2 separate regions of the Homo sapiens genome follow, and region 1 is linked to region 2. A link is a loop called in an ENCODE intact Hi-C map of the cell type or tissue named here. Cell type or tissue: PC-9. All regions are shown on one strand. Each heading gives the region's core, and the rest is flanking DNA. Links, peaks and the distances in the headings are about the cores only. Region 1 overlaps TTLL7 (tubulin tyrosine ligase like 7). Region 2 has its middle 64 kb from the start of SSX2IP.

Region 1 (2,926 bases), core at 260-2,759, 850 kb after region 2:
ATAGCATTATTTTATTTTCTATTTGCTGATATAGTAGGATAATATTACTGAAAATTACCTGAGGAAATGTATGGTTTTGCAGTGTATTATGCAGTCTATCTTTAAATTTGAGGAAATTTGGAAAATTTTACTTAATGGGACAGTTGATTAATAGGTTAAAAAATGATAAATTCTCCTTAGAGCACTTAAGTACAATGTTATTTATAATGTGTTCTGTATGTTAAATTAACATATAGTATTCCCTTGTTAGCATGAATCCCAGAGATTTGATATTTAGAAAGTAGTGAATTTAGTTTGTAAGAAGGCTTACTTTTAGATGCTCAAATAGATAGCTCCGACTACCTTCACATAGACTAAGGATTTATTTAATTTGTTTATTTAATATGGATCATGTTTCCAAAGGGAAGTCAGGAAATATAAGTGAGTGAATTTCACTTGGTAACAATGAATTTTTTTTTCTAATCAAGAAAAATTGCCTAAGGTATATGTAGCAAATGAAACTGACCAGGAAGTCCTTTTTAAGTATTTATATTTTTATTTTAGTACTTTGAGCTAAATAAGTATAACCTTGTGGAAGTGTGAAAGACACTCTTGGGATTCATATCCATTTAATCCAAAGAATTCACAAGTGTAAAAGAAAATTTTCTTCCTTTTTCATTGTTATTGTTTTCAGTTAAAAGTGCATCATTTTTACCTAGAAATATCTTTCAGATTATACTGGCACAATGAAATAAGACCCCCTCCAAATATCTGTATTCTTTCAAATTTAAGAGTGAGTCTTTGCGGCAACTGAAAACAAAAGAACAAGAAGATGATCTAACAAGTCAGACCTTATTTGTTCTCAAAGACATGAAGATCCGGTTTCCAGGAAAGTCAGATGCAGAATCAGAACTTCTGATAGAAGATGTGAGTATGTGATGTATCTAAAATGCCAAGGAGCTGGTACCTTTTTATTCTTCTTAAAATATTAAAATTTATTTCCTGAAGGCATTATGCTCAGTGACATAGTAAATTTAATTGATGTTCTTTTCAACCTCTACTAGCTTTAGAAAATACAGGGGTTTATTTTAATTGTTACAATTCATGGACAGTGAGATCAGATTATAATCAGCAGTACAAAGTATCTTTTAGTATATAGTGCTATTTTAATGATAAGTCTGCTTCATCAAGTCAGAATAATTAGTGTTAAATAATTATTGTTCTTAATGATTAATCAAATATCATGTTAAACCTGCTTCTATAAAGATTTAGAAAGAACTAATATGGAATGGGGTATGATGAAAAATGTGGGGCTGTGGCATAAAATGTCAAGAATATTTGAATGTGACACCTTGAATGTCACATTTTTGGGGTCAGATTTTTGAAATGACTTATGCTGAGCTGTGTGTTTTTCTTGTTACACACACATGTGCACCACCCAGTGGAACATTCTAAAATGTCAGAGGGTCCTAAAATTCACATTAAAACCAGTGACTTACTCCTAATTTAGAAAGAGGGTCCAAGTTATTTCAGATAATTTTTGTGAAAGCGCATTTCTTCATGCAAGGTTACATTTCTTCATTCAAACATCCTTTTCGTTCCTTCAGTAATAGAACCTTGTTTTTTGGGGGCCATATGTATATTTATAAATATATAAAAATATATTTTGGGCCATTTTTTTTTTTACAGATATAATTTTATAAATTATGTATATAAAATATATGTTTTTTTTTCCCAGAGGAGAGGGCACCATCTAGTGGCCAGTTATAGGATAAAAACTACAGCCATGCACTTGGCATTTTCGTTTTTTAGCATATACTTTAGACCTGTCTGAAGTAAGTGTGTAGAAACAAAAAGCAAACAAACAACAATAAAAGAGACTTTCTTGCTAAAAAACACCCATAACTAGAATTTATATTATGTACTGATGACACAGTCATAAGCAAAGCCCCCAATTATTATATATTTTGTTGTTATATATATTTTTAAAAAGTGAAAATGGTAACTTGTTTGCAAGCTAGGTGCTACTTAGTTACATTAAAGGAAATGAAAGAAAGCATTGGATGTTAAGTATTATACTAGATGTGCTTTTATTTACCTATGTCATCTTATTTGATAAAATTTTCTATATATAGCCAATGACTTTGTAGCACTTTATTTTATATATTTCTTAGAGATATTAGTTATATCCCATCTTTTTGAATCAGGTAGAAGAAAATTAAACAATCAAAGAGTAAAACTAATATTTCTGACTATCATGATTGTTCTATAAAGAATGTATATAGGCTTATATAATTAATAAAATATAATGAATATTTATAGCAGACATCAAATTGTTTATTGTGTGTTCACTACATGTGGTAAATATTTTAATCTGTTTACTACAGTATATATTACAAGACTATATATTCAGAAGTTTTGCAGACTTGCACAAAAATAAAACAAAGTAGTAGAATTCTCATATAGGCTGCCTTCTAATGCATTATTCAATATTTTATTACTATGAATGATAAATCAGCCTCTAAAATACAAATGAAAAATCTATTTCTTGGATTTCTTGCCAAATCTTATGTGCCTGAAGACATTTGACTTTCATTCATTGGAGATTGTTTTTTGTTTTTGAGACAGAGTCTCATTCTGTTGCCCAGGCTGGAGTGCAGTGGTATAATCTCAGCTCACTGCAACCTCCACCTCCTGGATTCAAGTGATTCTTGTGCCTCAGCCACCCAAATAGCTGGGATTACAGGCATGCACTACCACACCCAGCTAATTTTTACATTTTTCTTAGAGACAGGGTTTTGCCATATTGGCCAGGCTGGTCTTGAACTCCTGGCCTCAAGTGATCTGCCTGCCTCAGCCTCCCAAAGTGCTGGAATTACAGGTGTGGGCCACAGAGATTGTATTCTTAATACAACTAGAATAGAAAGCTTTGGATGTAGATGGTTTC
Region 2 (2,926 bases), core at 304-2,803:
GCTGTGCTTTTCAAGAAAACCAAAGGGCGGCAGGAATGAAGAAAATCCAGACAGCCCATTCGCGATGCACAGATCCAACAGGCAGAGCCCAGGGGATGAGGTGTAGGGAGGCCAGCGGAAGGTGCTGCGGGGGTGGGAGGAGGTCAGATTCTGGGACAGGCCAAAGCGGTACAGACCAAAAAGTTGTGTGCCTGAGACTCAAACTGGACCAAAGTCGAAAGAACAGTCAAGACTGCACTCCAGAAATAGCACGAGATAATTGCATCATTAAGTGGAATTTTACGCCTAAATTGTATACATGTATGTGTACAGATGTATATATACACATATATTTATAAATGTGTATGTGTATTTCACACACACACACGACTTTCACTTTCATACTTTCACAGTTCCCTGTCATATGACCTTTTTTCTTACATAAGGGACATGCATCTGATTAAACAATGAACACATATTTATTATTTTTTAAAAATAAAATGAGCGGGGTGCGGAGTGGAGTGGAAGCACATGCCGCTAGCAAAATGGGCACCGGGGCTTCGGTCTTCGCTGAGAGAAATTGTCTCCATTTTCATATGAAGGACAAGATGGACCCTAAAGCAAATAATAATGTTTAGGAGAGCGCTGGGATCTATTTTTTCTCGCAATGTAAAGAAATTTTACCCCAGCTTTCCTCCTGGGTTAGCTCTATCAATATTAGGAGCCTTTCTGCAACCATGGTTTGTCTGCACTTCCTTTACTTAACACCTCCATTTGCTGCCATTTGCCTACCGCGGCGATGGTGTCGGGCATTGGCAGCGTCACTAAATCACCCTCATTTCCCGGCCCTATGACTGAAGCGGGCCCGGGCCATTATCGCCTAATGGCGTGTTCTGCTGCTGCGGCTCTTCTCAAATCCGCGATGGACAGGCCTCAGGATGCATTTTAGCGTCATTGTAATTGAGCGCGGAACGCTCTGGCTTTTTTAGACCTGTTTTCCGGTCTTGTAGGGGGTGACCGACGAGAGATAGCAAGCAGGTGCGATGGGCAGTGGGGGGGTCACCTTTTCACACCGAGGACAGCAGCAGCAAAGAACGATTCGCTGGGGGACGGAGGAAATGAGAAGCTAGGGCAGGCTTTTCAGCATCACCTAAAGACTTGAGTTGTCAAATGCAGCGTCCCTGCCAGCGCTGATTCTGCCCAGAGCGGCTCTGCTAACCTAATGGGTTTCCAAAATCTCCTCTGAGTGCTCAGATGTGAATCACCGACTTCCAGAATGCATGCTGTCTCTCAGCGGCACAGATTCCTGCTGGCCCCCTGGGGAATTTTAATAACATGTCATTTAACAAATTAGAAGGTGAAGCAAATTAAATACAGTAAATCAAAGCAAAGCTTGAAAAACAAAGTAGAATCAAGCAGGCCTTTTCAAAGCATGCAGATTTGAAAAATGTAAGGTTTCCAAATGGTTAGCAAAAAAGGGAAAAGTTACCATAGCAACTCCTAAAGTCTGTCTAGCTAGTGGCCACATGCTTTCAAGTGTCCTACTCTATAGTGGGAGATATTTGAGGGCAGTTTCTAGATTTTTTTTAAATTAAGGAAATGAATAAACAAGCTTAATGGATTAGTATCCACATTAAATTACAAGCATCAGCCTTCCAAGGCCTGAGATTTCTGGCAAGGAACAGCTGCTGTGGGTAATGCGGACTGGCCACTTGGTGTCGCTGTTGTTCCGCTGCTGGGTTCTGCAGCGCTGTCCCCCGCTGGTGAGATGTCCTCCCTTTCAAGTAGATGCTTTCTGTGAGCCGCCCTAACATGCATTTATTCAAAATGTATTTATAGTGTCTGCCATGTGCCAGAAACCATGCGAGTCTCTGGGGATAGGCTGGTGAACAGTTTGTGGAGTTCACAGTCTAGCAAGAGAGACAACCAAACAAATGAAATAATTACACTTTGTGATTAGGTCTATGAAGGAAAAGATCAGACTCCTAGGATGGAGACTAAGGTGGGCAACAGCTTTTTTGCAAAGTCGTCAGAGAAGACCTGTCTGATGACTTATTAGGCTGAGACCTGAAGGATAAGAAGGGCCGTGGACCTGGAAGGGATAGGTGAAGAGTGTACGAAGAAGAGGGACAGCGAAGCCCACCAGGGCTGCTGCACAATGAGGGAAGAGGTTGTGGCCAGGGATGAGCAGGTAGGGACCGGATCATGCAGAAACCTTTAGGCCAGGGTCACGCTTCTGTTCAGATGTTATTCCTGGCCAAAGGAAATGTCTTGAAGATAATTCGATTATTATTATTTGTTTAAATAATTTCCTTTTCACACCGTATTGCAGTTCCCACTGTATCACCTGTTGCTTTAGACACGTGAACACTTAGAAAATGCATATTCAATATTATAACAATTTAATTTTTTAACACAGCTATTGTTTTCCTAATACAAACTATGGGATATAAAGCTTAACAAAATCTTTGCTGGTGGGGCAGAGTTTAAGAAATCTGAGAGGCCAGGCACGCTGGCTCACGCCTGTAATCCCAGCACTTTGGGAGGCCAAGACAGGTGGATCATGAGGTCAGGAGTTCAAGACCAGCTTGGCCAGCATGATGAAACCCCGTCTCTACTAACAATACAAAAATTAGCCAGGCGTGGTGGTAGGCGCCTGTAATTCCAGCTACTTGGGAGGCTGAGGGAGAGAGTCGCTTGAACCCAGGAGGTGGAGGTTGCAGTGAGCCGAGATCACACCACTGTACTCCAGCCTGGGCGACAGGGAGAGACTCCATCTAAAAAAAAAAAGAAAAAAAAAAGAAGTCTGAGAGAAGCAGTCAAAAAGCATATGGTGAGAGAGCACTGCACTGTGACATGAGTTGGGAGACGTGGGCCACTGCCCCCCTTATAGCGCTTCTCACATTGTGGTCATTACCCCCTCACTTCTCTTCTGCCTCACTAGACT

The links. Peaks named below come from ENCODE experiments on the same cell type or tissue, not always from the same donor. Only the 100,000 strongest peaks of a DNase experiment are listed, where the experiment ranks them.
Region 1: it touches region 2 in a loop (7-fold over the local background); 19 of 110 quality-filtered maps call a loop at or near these places.

The regions. Positions count from the first base shown.
Region 1 is chr1:83,904,309-83,907,234 of GRCh38, reverse strand. TTLL7 (tubulin tyrosine ligase like 7) reads left to right here. Exons shown (of 21, transcript NM_024686.6): 17 at 772-906. Among named protein-coding and RNA genes, the nearest start is that of LINC01725, 45 kb to the right of the region's middle. In PC-9, for the core only: a CTCF peak has its summit at 1,789; no DNase peak of the experiment used is centred there.
Region 2 is chr1:84,752,501-84,755,426 of GRCh38, reverse strand. No RefSeq gene overlaps it. Among named protein-coding and RNA genes, the nearest start is that of SSX2IP, 64 kb to the right of the region's middle. RefSeq lists a silencer at 1,733-1,782. In PC-9, for the core only: CTCF peaks have their summits at 1,498 and 1,700 (motif pointing right); a DNase peak (open chromatin) is centred at 1,716.